Linked DNA regions of Homo sapiens: regions 1 and 3 are each linked to region 2. A link is a loop called in an ENCODE intact Hi-C map of the cell type or tissue named here. Cell type or tissue: ovary. All regions are shown on one strand.

The links. Hi-C counts contacts between places; a loop is a spot of excess contacts. Peaks named below come from ENCODE experiments on the same cell type or tissue, not always from the same donor. Only the 100,000 strongest peaks of a DNase experiment are listed, where the experiment ranks them.
Region 1: a loop joins it to region 2, with 5 times the contacts of the local background. A loop is called at or near these places in 97 of 110 quality-filtered maps.
Region 3: it touches region 2 in a loop (7-fold over the local background); 104 of 110 quality-filtered maps call a loop at or near these places.

What each region holds. Positions count from the first base shown.
Region 1 is chr19:33,770,671-33,773,170 of GRCh38, forward strand. It overlaps CHST8 (carbohydrate sulfotransferase 8), which reads left to right. Exons shown (of 5, transcript NM_001127895.2): 4 at 743-780; 5 at 1,287-2,500. The coding sequence ends at 2,393. Among named protein-coding and RNA genes, the nearest start is that of KCTD15, 25 kb to the right of the region's middle. In ovary, a CTCF peak has its summit at 1,074 (motif pointing left); a DNase peak (open chromatin) is centred at 1,083.
Region 2 is chr19:33,429,671-33,432,170 of GRCh38, forward strand. All of the region lies in intron 9 of PEPD (peptidase D), which reads right to left. Among named protein-coding and RNA genes, the nearest start is that of CEBPG, 57 kb to the left of the region's middle. In ovary, no CTCF peak of the experiment used is centred here; a DNase peak (open chromatin) is centred at 1,158.
Region 3 is chr19:33,766,080-33,768,579 of GRCh38, forward strand. The region is part of intron 3 of CHST8 (carbohydrate sulfotransferase 8); the gene reads left to right. Among named protein-coding and RNA genes, the nearest start is that of KCTD15, 30 kb to the right of the region's middle. In ovary, no CTCF peak of the experiment used is centred here; no DNase peak of the experiment used is centred here.

The sequences.
Region 1 (2,500 bases), 340 kb after region 2:
TGGCCATTGATGCACTGGTCTCTCTGTGTCTTCCTGAGGTCATCAGTAAGTTAACGCTGGACAATTACCCTCTACCTGGGCGCTGCTTAGGGCTTTGGGGGAGACCAGGGCGAGCAAGATATGCTTAGCTCACCCCAGAACTCCAGAGCCAGCTGAGAAGGCCAAGATCACAAAGCAAATGCCCAGGTTAGGGAACTTCCTGTAGCAAGAGGAGAAGAAGCACGTTCCATTCCTAGGCCTGGTGTGTGCAAAGGTGTGGGTGTGAATCATATTCCAAGCATAGAGAATCCACAGTGGCCAGAACTGGGGCATGGCTGATGGGGTGTGGAGAGAGAGTGGATCGAGCTTTCTGAAGGGTCCTTTCCCTGTGACTTAATGACATGGTGGGGTGCAGGAGGAGGTGGCCTGTGAGAGTCCTGGCTGCTCCACAGGGCAGGTATGGGCACACCTGGGCAGGGTGCCTTTCCAGACCTTGTAGATCACATCAGGAGGCAGGCGTGATGCAGAGAAGAGAGCCTCAGCTGCGAGCCAGTGGGACCACATGTTTGCTGCGTCCCCATTTTCTGCATGGGTAGGGGATGGAGGGGCTCCAGCACTGAGCCATGCCCTAAGCTGCCTTTCCCTAGAGCCTACCCCAAGATCCCTCCAGCCTGGATGTCCACAGCCAGCAGCCCATAAGCAGTTCCCTGGGAGCCATGTGGCAGATCCGCTAATACTGTCCTCTCCTCTGTTTGCTTTTCAGGAATAAAGTTCAACATCAGGCCAAGGCAGCCCCACCACGTAAGTTCTGAGAGTCAGATAAATCTCAGTGCACACAGCCCTTGGGAAACTGGGGAGGGCTGGGAAGAAAATTAGGAGCTCACATTGGATCCATTCTTGGAAAGAAAAATGTGTCCAGCCTTTCCCAGGAGCCTTGGGAACAAAGCCCAGGGCTCTGGACCCATGAATTTTCCCTTCCTTGTTAGAAGGCTTCTTTGCACGGTGCTAATAGAGGCCGTAAATCTGAGCCCGCCTGCAGGCCACCTATTCCCGCCACCCTCTCCCAGGCCAGGTTCCTGGGAGGACCGCGCCATCTTGTGGCCGAAATGACACTTACACCTCAGCGGGAGGGAGGCCTTTGGGTGCCGGGCCAGGGCTCAGACCGGAGGGGTCTCACCTACAGAGTCAGCCTGTCTCCCTCACCTGAGAGGGACAGGAACCCCAGCCGTGGTGAGAGCCTGACCTGTGTGGCCCTCAGTGCCCAGCTGTCCTTTCCACTCAGATAACCACTTCTCTTCTTGCCCCAGGACCTCCCACCAGGCGGCTCCCAGGATGGTGACTTGAAGGAACCCACAGAGAGGGTCACTCGGGACTTATCCAGTGGGGCCCCGAGGGGCCGCAACCTGCCAGCGCCTGACCAGCCTCAACCCCCGCTGCAGAGGGGAACCCGTCTGCGGCTCCGCCAGCGCCGTCGCCGTCTGCTCATCAAGAAAATGCCAGCTGCGGCGACCATCCCGGCCAACAGCTCGGACGCGCCCTTCATCCGGCCGGGACCCGGGACGCTGGATGGCCGCTGGGTCAGCCTGCACCGGAGCCAGCAGGAGCGCAAGCGGGTGATGCAGGAGGCCTGCGCCAAGTACCGGGCGAGCAGCAGCCGCCGGGCCGTCACGCCCCGCCACGTGTCCCGTATCTTCGTGGAGGACCGCCACCGCGTGCTCTACTGCGAGGTGCCCAAGGCCGGCTGCTCCAATTGGAAGCGGGTGCTCATGGTGCTGGCCGGCCTGGCCTCGTCCACTGCCGACATCCAGCACAACACCGTCCACTATGGCAGCGCTCTCAAGCGCCTGGACACCTTCGACCGCCAGGGTATCTTGCACCGTCTCAGCACCTACACCAAGATGCTCTTTGTCCGCGAGCCCTTCGAGAGGCTGGTGTCCGCCTTCCGCGACAAGTTTGAGCACCCCAACAGCTACTATCACCCGGTCTTCGGCAAGGCCATCCTGGCCCGGTACCGCGCCAATGCCTCTCGGGAGGCCCTGCGGACCGGCTCTGGGGTGCGTTTTCCCGAGTTCGTCCAGTACCTGCTGGACGTGCACCGGCCCGTGGGGATGGACATTCACTGGGACCATGTCAGCCGGCTCTGCAGCCCCTGCCTCATCGACTACGATTTCGTAGGCAAGTTCGAGAGCATGGAGGACGATGCCAACTTCTTCCTGAGCCTCATCCGCGCGCCGCGGAACCTGACCTTCCCCCGGTTCAAGGACCGGCACTCGCAGGAGGCGCGGACCACAGCGAGGATCGCCCACCAGTACTTCGCCCAACTCTCGGCCCTGCAAAGGCAGCGCACCTACGACTTCTACTACATGGATTACCTGATGTTCAACTATTCCAAGCCCTTTGCAGATCTGTACTGAGGGGCGCCGCAGCTGGCCGGGGCCGCCCTGCCCCGGTCACTCACCTGTGCTCCCGGGCATCCTCCTGTCCCTGGCTCCTCATCCTGGGAGCAACAGGGCTCTGAGGA
Region 2 (2,500 bases):
ACTATACAGGAAAGGACCAACATGACAACTGATATTTACAATTTCTGTACATCAAATTGGGAAAAATATTTCCAACACACAGAACAATAGTACAAAGAGCCCAATTACAGAGCAATAAGTCACCCACAAATGTCCCGATTGCAAATGGGCAAAGGACTGAAAACCCACAAAGATAAATGCCCAAGAAATACTTACAAGAGAAGTTTAAGCTCGTCAGTAATCAAATCAGCAAAAATAAAGACGGGGTATTACTTTTCCCTAATCAGAATGATAAAGGTGAATAATGGAAATAACACAATTAATCTTGAGGCCTGGGTGGGCACACCGGCACTCATGGTTTGGGAGGAGGGGTGTCCTGCACGCTGGCTGAGAACATGGCTTCTGGAGAGAGGCCACCTGGCTCCTCTAAGACCCATCTGTCTACTGTGGGGTCTCTATAATGCAGAGAGGATGCCACACTCCTCTCCGCTCCCCCTCACGGGATTAAATGAGAACATCCCCGGGAAGGACATGGTATCTGCTCACCAGACACTAACCCAGCCCCAGCCGTGAAGGGAGAACAACTTTTCTAGATGGCACTGGGCTTTGGGCATCAACATTTTTCCAGCAATTCCATTTGCAGGAGTTTACCCCAAGGACACGGTCAGTTTGACACCCGAGAGACGGCGAGGTAGGGTTGACGGTCGAAGTGTCGTTCACACTGGGAACCACCTGGCTTCCGGGGGCAGTCTGGGTAAGTGGATTATGATGCAGCCCCAGTGTGCCCCAGTTCACTGCCAGGAAGAGACTTCTGCTGCAAAAACTCTGCCCAGTGTGAGCCCAGCAGATCAAAGCCCGTCTGTCTGTGCCCCAGAGAGACCGGAAGCCTGTTTGCTACAGCAATAAGGTTTTGTGTGCCTCTGCATCAAAGGGTTTTTTTCCTATCTTGTTTATAATGTTCTGTACTGACTGGATTTCCTACTGGCATATGTATCTTTTTATCAGAGTAAAGCTATTTTCATTTTGAAAACACTTTTGGGAAGAAATAAAAGCTACCTGTCAAAGACCTGCTCCCCTCGCCCCAGCCTCGCCCCACTGGCCCCAGGGGGCTTCTTGTCCTGATGTGTTCTGCCCAGTGGACACAGCGCACACTCCCCAAGCACAGCTGCCACCGAGGACGACACTGGGAAGCTGCCACCAGAGGTCGCAAGTGCACGCCGTCTGCCACGCACACAGAGCTCCTTGAAAAACCTTCAGCCTGGCTGAAGGAACCACAGTGTATCTCTGTTTTGATACCATTGTTGTGGACAAAGTAAAAAATAAGCAATCCAGCCAGGTGCTGTGGCTCAGCACTTTGGGAGGCTGAGGCAGGAGGACTGCTTGAGCCCAGGAGGTCGAGGCAGTGAGCTATGATCGCACCACTGCACCCCAGCCTGGGCAACAGAGCAAGATCCTATGAAGGAAGGGAGGAAGGGAGAGAGGAACAGAGAAAGGGAGAGAGGAAGGAAGGAAAGAAGGAAGGAAGGAAGGAAGGGAGGGAGGGAGGGAGGGAGAGAGGGAGGGAGGGAAGGAGGGCAATTCAAGCCCAATTCCTTCCCGAAGGAAGGAAGAGAGGGACGAAAAGAAAGAAAAGCAATTCAAGCCCAATTCCTCCCTGACTCTATCAGGAAACTCTACCATGGGTTGAAATCACCCAAAATCTGAATGTCCAGGTCCCCGCCGGAGGCCAGGGCTGGGGGCCCATCTTCATCATCCCAAAACTCATGTGGGAAATTTCCCCAAGAGGAGACAGAAAACAAAGCAAAGATTTCCTCTCTTCATTCCGCCCAAGACAAAGCATCTGAAATTCCACTCTCGATGTTTCCTTCATTATCTCCCACTTTCTACCTCTCCTTTTTGCCACAGGGGGAAAAATTCTTCCTGGGAAGGACATCCTCGGAGACACTCCCCTCCCAATTAACACCCATCTGGCAGCACCTCTGCCTGAAGATGGGTAGCAAATGCTAGTGGAGGGACCACTCTTTCCTGCTTCCTGGCCTCATGATCAAAATGGGAAGATTAGGCAGGTCGTGGTGGCTCAAGCCTGTAATCCCAGCACTTTAGGAGGCTGAGGCAGGTGGATCACCTGAGGTCAGGAGTTCAAGACCAGCCTGGCCAGTATGGCAAAACCCTGTCTCTACTAAAAATACAAAAATTAGGCAGGTGTGGTGGCAAATGCCTGTAATTCCAGCTTCTCGGGAGGCTGAGGCAGGAGAATCGCTTGAACCTGGGAGGCGGAGGCTGCAGTGAGCTGAGATGGCGACACTGCACTCCAGCCTGGGTAACAGAGCAAGACACCACCTCAAAAAAAAAAAAAAAAAAGGGAAGATTAAACCCAGAGTGACCATTACGAGTCTAAGAGTCATAGGCTGAAGCTAAGAAGTCTTCCCAGGTAAGGGCCACTCTGGGAAGAAAGTGCAGCCCTATCCCTTCCTCCACCCAGAGCTCCTGAGCTGCTCCACTGCACCGGCAGGTTTGGAAG
Region 3 (2,500 bases), 340 kb after region 2:
CCAGCCCCCAGAATCACATGAGCCAGTTTCTTAAAATCAACCCGTCTCGCTCTCTCCTCTCTCTCTCTTCTTCTTCCTTTCCTCCTTCTCTCCTCTCCCTGTCTCGCTTCCCTCTCTCCTTCTCCCCTCCTCCACCTCTACCTCTCCCTTCCCTCTCTCTTTCTCTCCGTCTCTTTCCCGCCTCCATATATATCACCTGTGGGCTCTCTGTCTCTCTGATAACCCTAACTAGCATGCCACCCCCCCATTCAGAACCCTTCATACTTCCCATGGAGTGGAGCCTGGCATTTCCCTCAGGCCTCTCTCCCCCAACCCGCCCACCTTCTCTCCTGCCAGCACCCTGCACTCGGGGCAGGCCATCTGTAGCTCAGCACTGCACTGTGAGGTCAGGTGCGTGACCAGCTGTGGGGCTGCCCCAGGGCTCGGAGGCCTTTCTTGTGTGCACCTTAGGTGTGGGAGCTGCTTCTTCCTAATGGGGGCATGGAAGCAGCAGGGCAGAGGCCGGCAGCCTGGGCTGTCCGGGACAACAGTGTTCATCCCACCAGATGCCACTGTAAGGAGTCCAGGTGGAGCCGAAGCTCAGAATCCGGGTACTGCACGTGCTGAGGACCAAGATGCAGTCGGGACCTTGCCTTCAGGGAACTCCCCACCCCCAGTCGGGCCAGCCTGAGCCAAGAGAAGCAGCCAAAAGCCCTGGAGGCTCCCTGGCCTGTTGGGCAATGGAAGTGGACGTGGAGTGGACAGCGCCAATGGGTGTGGGGCAACCTGCCAGCAGACTCAGCCACCAGAAGCCCCGGGCACATGGAAACGCGGCCACACAAACGGCCCCATCAGGAAATCCCAAAAGACCAAGAAGCACGACTCAAACTCCACCACAGACAGGGACCTGGGACTGGCATGGCCGCTCCTGCCCTCCTTCCCCAGTTCTCTCCCATGCCTGTCCCTCTGCAGATTTGACTCTTTAAGGACAGTCGCAGTGATGGGAGTGGCGGGACACTAGCATCATCGCCCATCAGGGCTCGGGGCTGGGACATGAGCAGCCAATGCAGCCGTCATTCTCCCAAGAGTGAGCCACCTGGGGCTGGGGGAGGCCAAGGGCTCATTCGAGGCAGTTGGGTCCTGTCCTCACCTGTCAGTGCTGCCTGTCTACAGGGCCTGACCAAAAGGCTGCTCCCCAGTTACCACCCTCCATGGCTCCTGGGCAGTGGGGATTGGGGCTTTTGTGTGGCACCCTGCAGGTCTTCCTCCTGTGAGCCTAGAGAGGAGCGGGCAAGAGACCCTTCTCCTTGGACATGCTGGTATAGCCTCCTCCCCAACTCTGCCCCAAACCCAGGCCTGATGACTAAGAAACTGGCCTCACACACTCATCAGTCTCTGCCTCTCCTCAATCAGGAGGCTTTTCAGCTAAACGCTGAGAACTTCAGCCAATGAAGAGTTCACACTGTGGAACACATTTGGCAGTGCCCATAACTCACGCCTTGTTTATTCTCACCGATGCTCTTATCATAGCGCATGTGTTCCAGCCACTCCACGCATGTCATCTGTCCAGAAAGAGAAAGTGCTTGTTTATTTCTTACTGTGCGGGGGGATGGAGCTCCCTTACAGATTGTGAACCTTATATTGACAGGAGAAGAGAGGTAACTCAAGACACCGAAAGTGGGGTGTGCGTGGTTGGTCTTGGATTCTGTCGCAGGGGTGGAGGTGGGGAGGCAGGGAAGGTGCGTGGCAGCATTGGTGGCGTTGGATGGAAGAGGAGGTGGGTTGTGGCTGGAGTTGCTCTGCAAGGCCACTGATGTTATCTAGATTGTACGTTTTATTTGGGGGCTTGAGAGGGGCTGGAGGTGGTTATACTGAGGCCAAAACTCCTTCCCACCCATAAGTGCCCCCCACGGCACTGGTACCACTGACCCCTGGTGGCAAACCTTCCTCATCCTCGTGAGCCCTTAGCTGTACTTCCCTGAGCGCTGATGGAGCTGTCCAGGGTCCTGACGTGCAGCCCACTTGGGGATGTGCAGACCCCTGCCCCAGGATACCTAAGGTTTCTCCTGGTTTTCACTTGCCCAGAGCCAGCAGTGGTTTTTGCTTCAGCCTTTATCTGACTGGTGCATGGAAGAGCAGTTTTCTTCCTAGTGGGGACACTAGGTTCACGGCAAAGGGGAGGTCCCTTTAGATTTCCTTCATTACGTTTCTTCTTTATTCGAAAGTGAACTTGTAGCCAGGTATGGTGGCTCGCACCTATAATTCCAGCCCTTTGGGAGGCCGAGGCAGGAGGATTTCTTGAGGCCAGGTGTTTGAGACCAGCCTGGACAACATAGCAAGACCCCATCTCTAACTATTTCTAAAATAAATGTAAATTTTTTTTCTTTTTCTTTATTTTATTTTATTTTTTTGAGACAAAGTCTCACTCTGTTGCTCAGGCTGTAGTGCAGTGGTGTGATCTCAGCTCACTGCAATCTCTGCCTCCTGGGTTCAAGTAATTTTCATGTCTCAGCCTACTGAG